Linked DNA regions of Homo sapiens: region 1 is linked to region 2. A link is an interaction called in ENCODE POLR2A ChIA-PET data of the cell type or tissue named here. Cell type or tissue: IMR-90. All regions are shown on one strand. Links, peaks and the distances in the headings refer to the core of each region. The heading gives the core; the rest is flanking DNA. Region 1 overlaps TLE1 (TLE family member 1, transcriptional corepressor). Region 2 overlaps LOC105376105 (a long non-coding RNA gene).

Evidence for each region. Peaks named below come from ENCODE experiments on the same cell type or tissue, not always from the same donor. Only the 100,000 strongest peaks of a DNase experiment are listed, where the experiment ranks them.
Region 1: POLR2A ChIA-PET joins it to region 2 with 10 read pairs; 3 of 35 experiments call an interaction of 5 or more read pairs at or near these places.

What each region holds. Positions count from the first base shown.
Region 1 is chr9:81,624,901-81,627,821 of GRCh38, forward strand. All of the region lies in intron 8 of TLE1 (TLE family member 1, transcriptional corepressor), which reads right to left. Among named protein-coding and RNA genes, the nearest start is that of TLE1, 63 kb to the right of the region's middle. In IMR-90, for the core only: no CTCF peak of the experiment used is centred there; a DNase peak (open chromatin) is centred at 1,791.
Region 2 is chr9:81,897,891-81,900,811 of GRCh38, forward strand. All of the region lies in intron 5 of LOC105376105 (a long non-coding RNA gene), which reads right to left. Among named protein-coding and RNA genes, the nearest start is that of SPATA31D4, 29 kb to the right of the region's middle. In IMR-90, for the core only: no CTCF peak of the experiment used is centred there; a DNase peak (open chromatin) is centred at 1,221; H3K27ac peaks cover 210 bases.

The DNA.
Region 1 (2,921 bases), core at 235-2,734, 270 kb before region 2:
AAAACAAACTGAAATTCTAAAACCAAATAATTTTCTACACCTACATATGGCATACACTTGTGGGTACAGGGTCAAGTACCCTGTACATAAAGGGAGAAGCATATCTGAGAAGTCTAAAAGAAAAGATCCTCCTAGAATGCTCAGTATCAGAAACATAAAGAGGGTCCAAAAATGGGCAGAACTGGCATAACTTTTATATAGAAAGTACTTGAGATGATTAGATGAGGTGCAAGAACACAGAAACCATATACTCCATAAGAAGGGACTGGACTCTCTCTCTCACGAAAATCTGGAATTCTGTGAGAACACCAGATCTCAAGAGGGCATCTTCACTGGCAACAAGCAAATTGCTATTTATTAATATATGCTTCCTAAGGGTTACATCTAACTTGCACTAATAGGATGACAGAACAGAATGGCTATGACAGCAAAAGAGCTGGTCAGAAGAAAAGAGGAATGGCAGATCTTCTGATATTACAGCCTGTGTGCATTCTGAGACAAATTCTGAGCACAATTTCCTAACTCTGGGAACCATGTTTTATTAAACACACAGCAGGATCTTTCCCTGTGGTAGCTCAATGGCCTGAAGGTAACCAGATAATTGGCGAAGTGTTTGAATTTCCTGGATGCGAGAGGCCAATATATTCTTTTAAAATAAAACAAAACTAAACATTCCAACACAATTATGAAACCACATACCTTCATGTAAGAACTTACAATGTAAGTAGGTGGGTTGACTGAACCTCAGAGAGCACCCAGTGGCGTCAAAAGAAAATGTTAAGATTGGGACTCTGTATTACTTTATCCTGACCATTCAACACAAGTGATGTGTCTATTTCATGCTCCAAACACCTATTCAAGACCAAGGTAGCAAAGACCCAGCCACTTCAATAAGGATAACAACCAGTCTTTATAGTCTTGTTCCAAGAATTTGACTTTTCTTTAGCAATTTAACAGTAATGGTTGTTCACATCTACTAACATGTTCTGGAAAGTAACCTCAGAAACTACTAAAAAAAAAAAAAAAAAAAAAAGCAACTTTAATAAAATGCTGCCCTGTCAATGCTATCAAACACTAGTTACAGAGGCCTTCATGAATCCTAAGACCTCCAAGCAACTTCTCTGCCAACAAGTTCGAACCCTGAAACCACCAGCAGCAAAATGGAAAGGAAAACCCATTCATGCATACAGCAAAAGCAAGACAGGTTTCCCTAATGCAAAAATAAAGCACATTATTCAAATGGATTTCTTTAGCTGCCATGCTGATTCCCCTTGGGAACTTTCTCCTCCCCGCAGGAAAAGTGTTTGTGTCAGAGGTACAGATTGGAAACTCGTGACACCTCATTTATCCTCAGTTACACTAAGGCAGTAGGAACCTAATTTACTAGCACACTCCACACTGACAATTAACTTCTCGGTGAACATTAAAACAATTAGGTAACGACGCACCCCATCACATCTGTGTGCCTTCTCCATCTACACCTGGTGTCAATCAAGCCATCACCCTGCGCTGCACTTTTTGCTACGGTCCAACTGGTCATTCACGTACTCTGCCTAACACTTCAACTAATGTATTTTTAACCCATAAAACTAATGAGATCCCCACTTGTTAACAACATGGACAAAGTTGAAAATCTGTCCACTGGCAACCATATCATATCTCAGAACCCTGCCTGTGCAGCCAGTCTGAAGGGCACACATTGATGTTTCACACAGTTTAAATGCAAACTATGGGAAAGAACCAGTGCATTCCTGCAACTCGATTTTGCAACTCATCACTGTAGAATCCAGGTGGGTGACTCAGTTAGGAGGACTCATGGAAAGATAGCTGTGCAGGTGACACACAGGGCCGGTTAATGTTGAGGCAGGACAGGGTGCTAAAACCACGATGCCTTCGTCACCACCCTCTCATTTGTAGCTGGCCCTTCTACCCTCCTCCAGGCAAAACAAAACAAACTCTGGAGCAGACAATAAATACAATTATTTAAAATTAATTTTTAAATAACCTCATGACACTGCCGTTCCCCAGCTCAGGACCTAATCACAGCAAAAACAAAATCTCTATGTCAAAGCTTTTTTGAAAGCATGGTTTCTAAGAGCTGCTCAGCTGTTTCTGTGCCTCTTTGCTCTCCAGCCCCTGTTGAAATACTTGCTAATGCAAGAAATGGCCCTGAAACTAAAAAGCCATTAGGTCAGGACTTGACTAAGTCATCTGTGTATCGGACAGCACTTACATTTATACCTCCTTATCTCAAAGATGAGGACACAGAGTTTGTTGTCCACCTATGTCCCAGTGAGGAAATGATAAAAAGATTATAGGGACAAAAGAAAAAAACCTGCTCACAATTGCAGGTTTTCTAATTACAGAGCACAAACTCAAGTCAAAAAGAGGTTTTGGAGGGAAAAATTGTTCTCTCACTTTTTTTTTTTTAAGAGTAAAGATGCCCTATTTTCACTGTAATCACAGTGCAATAAAACCTGAACGTTAATCCAGTCCCACCAAGGCCCCGATATCCACCTGACTTATTGCATCCACAGTAAACAGACACCTCTACCTGGTACAGGCTCCTGACAATCTAGAAACCACTGGGGCTTTCCTTTGAAGGGTTCACCCTATTCACAGCAGTGATGCCAACTTTCTCAAAGAAGAACCATTTTTTTAAGCAGAGTTTTAAACTTGGCCAGAAGGGAAACCTGCCCAGGAGTCTGCTTAAGAAAACCTAAGTGTTTTCCATTGTGCCCAAAAATTGAAATTTTAGGTGACTCATCTCAGTTTTAGCCTTTATTTCCAGGCAATCTCTTAACATGTCAGGTCATGATTAATTCATAAATATTTAGGCAAAAACAGTACCTCCTAGGCTGTGTCTACTTTTGAGAAATTTGATTATCAGGAAAGTGATCACGTTAATAAGCAGCTGAGAT
Region 2 (2,921 bases), core at 238-2,737:
CATATATTCTCACTTATAAGTGGGAGCTAAGCTATGAGGATGCAAAGGTATCAGAATGATATAATGGACTTTGGGGACTCAGCGGGGAAGGGTTGGAAAAGGGTGAGGGATAAGACTATATATTGGGTACTGTGTACACTACTTTGGGAATGGGTGCACCAAAATCTTAGAAATCACCACTAAAGAACTTATCCATGTAACTAAAAACCACCTGTACCCCTATTGAAATAAAAGCTATTGAAATAAAAATGGGCCAGGTGCGGTGGCTTATGCCTGTAGTCTCAGCACTTTGGGAGGCCGAGGCAGGTGGATCACGAGGTCAGGAGATCGAGACCATCCTGGCTAACACGGTGAAACCCCGTCTCTACTAAAAAATACAGAAAATTAGCCGGGTGTGGTGGCGGGTGCCTGTAGTCCCAGCTACTTGGGAGGCTGAGGCAGGAGAATGACATGAACCTGGGAGGCGGAGCTTGCAGTGAGCCAAGATCCCACCACTGCACTCCAACCTGGGCGACAGAGCGAGACTCCATCTCAAAAAAAAAAAAAAAAAAAAAGAAAGAAACATGAAAACGTTATGTATGGATTAATTTATTTACATAACTATTCATTCATGGGTCCATTTATTTATATGCTAAGCATAAAAGTGGAGAGATGCATATCTTTTACTTAAAAATTTTTTTCTTTTTCTTTTCTTGGGTTATCTTCAGACTGAAGAGAAACAAATATAAAATAATTATATAATGAATGAAAGATTTGCTGTAGTGAAAAGTGCCAAGAAAGATACCCAGTGGGTACAGTGGAAGTATATGGAGTGTGGGGTGAGTGCTGCTGATGAAAAGAAATGGTCTAGGGAAAAGGGGAGTGCAGAGCCTTCCAGGCCCAGGAAAGAGTCTGCTCAAAGGCCCTGAGATAGAAGGGAGCATACTCAGACAGGGAACCGAAAGACAGGGTATCTGGAGCAGAGAGAGCAAGTGGATCTATGTCCAGAAGAAAGGCTGTTTCCCAGAGCACACAGATTCTCACAGGCCCTTTTAGGAAGCTTTGTCTTTATCCTAAATGCAGAGGGAAACCAGTGAAAAGTGGAGTGGTTTTGGTATGTGTATTATTACATTTTTGTGGGAATTACATTGGCCAAATGATAATTTGCTCTATTGTTTATTTTTGTGTTGACTACGCCAGTTTCTTTAGGACAGGAACCATAGCTTACATTTCTTAGAGTTCCCAGCATTTCATACTATACAGTAAGTAGAGTTGGGGAACAAAGAAATGTGTGCTGCCTGTTCTATTTCAGATTCTTGAGGGTGAGGTTTTATGTAAACACACTTACAAAGAAACTAAGTTGGCTGGGCACTATGGATCATGCCTGTAATCTCAGCAGTTTGGGAGGCTGAAGCAGGTGGATTGCTTGAGCTGTGGAGTTCAAAACCAGCCTGGGCAACATAGCGAAACCTGTCTCTACAAAAAAAAAAAAAAAAAAAAAATCAACAACAAAAATTAGCTGGGTGTAGTGGCACGTGCCTGTAGTTACAGCTACTTGTGAGGCTGAGGCAGGAAGACCACTTGAGCCAGGGAGTTTGAGGCTGCAGTGAGCTATGATTTCACCACTGTACTCCAGCCTGGGTGACAGAGCAAGACCCTGTCTCAAAAAAAAAGAAAAAAAAAAGAACTTAGTTAACCAAGTCCATTGGATAGCTTGCTATGATATGCAATTTGTGTGAAAATGGTGAGAAATGAATATGGTGGATGGACAGCTGGTTATCCATTACTAACTTGATTGAAAAAAACTGTTTCTTAAGTGTTTGGGAAACTAATAGCCAGGGTTAGTTGCGGAAGAGCCTACTTCCTTTGTTCCATTAAGTTATTTTATTGCTCATGATGTTTCAAGTTTTGCCATTACAAAATCATTATTCAGGCCTTGAAAGACTCTTTGGTCTTTAAAAAATCCTCTTTGAAAATATAAGTACCTAATGTCGGGTAAAAGATGTACTAAATTTGTCAGCTGACATCTTTGGGATATTTTGATGGGCTCCAAATATTAAAGATACACACACACACACACACACACACACACACACACACACACTTGGGTTAGAGCAGACACATCTGTGATGTGGAAGTGAAGTTAGTTTGGTGGCCAGAAATGAGTATCATTTTGTGAATATTGGCAATGATTCTGCCATTGACTATCACTGAATCTGTCTGGAATTAGGTTTCACAGTAAAACAGAGTGCTTGTCTCTCTAATCTCCAGGACACTATGAAATTTAATCATATGATGAGGAAAAGTGTGATGAACTTTGGGACGTGAGCTGCTTTGTTATATAAGCTGAGCTGGTGGCACTGTCTACACAAAGCCTTTGTATTTCCTTCCTTCCTTCCTTTCTTCCTTACTCCCTCCCTCCTTCCCTGCTTCCCTCCCTCCCTCCCTCCCTTTCTCCCTTCCTCCGTTCTTCCTCTCCTCTCCTCTCCTCTCTTCTCCTCTCCTCTCCTCCCCTCCCCTCCCCTCTGCTCCCCTCTCCTCTCCTCTCCTCTCCTTTCCTTTTTCTTCCTTCTTTTCACAGTTAATCACAAGCCTTTAATGAGACAGGGCCACAGACCTGATCACTTAACATCTGATATAAGGAAGGGGGAGGTTAAATACATGTGCAGGGTGTCACCGAGCCACAGGCCAGGAGTGTGTTGGATGGGTCTACATGATCCATATGGACTACTAATCACGGGAGTTCCGTGTGGGGGCAGGACCAGGTGGGGTGGGGTATCCCAGTGCCTGCTGCATAGCTCTCTGGGGATCTGGCCTCCTCTCAGCTCAGCAGCCTGCAGGGTTTGCCTGCACCATGACACTCACTGGTTTTATGGCAGGAGGCAGAAGCCACCTTGGACTCTCAAAGTGCTGGGATTACAGGTGTGAGCCATCGTGCCTGG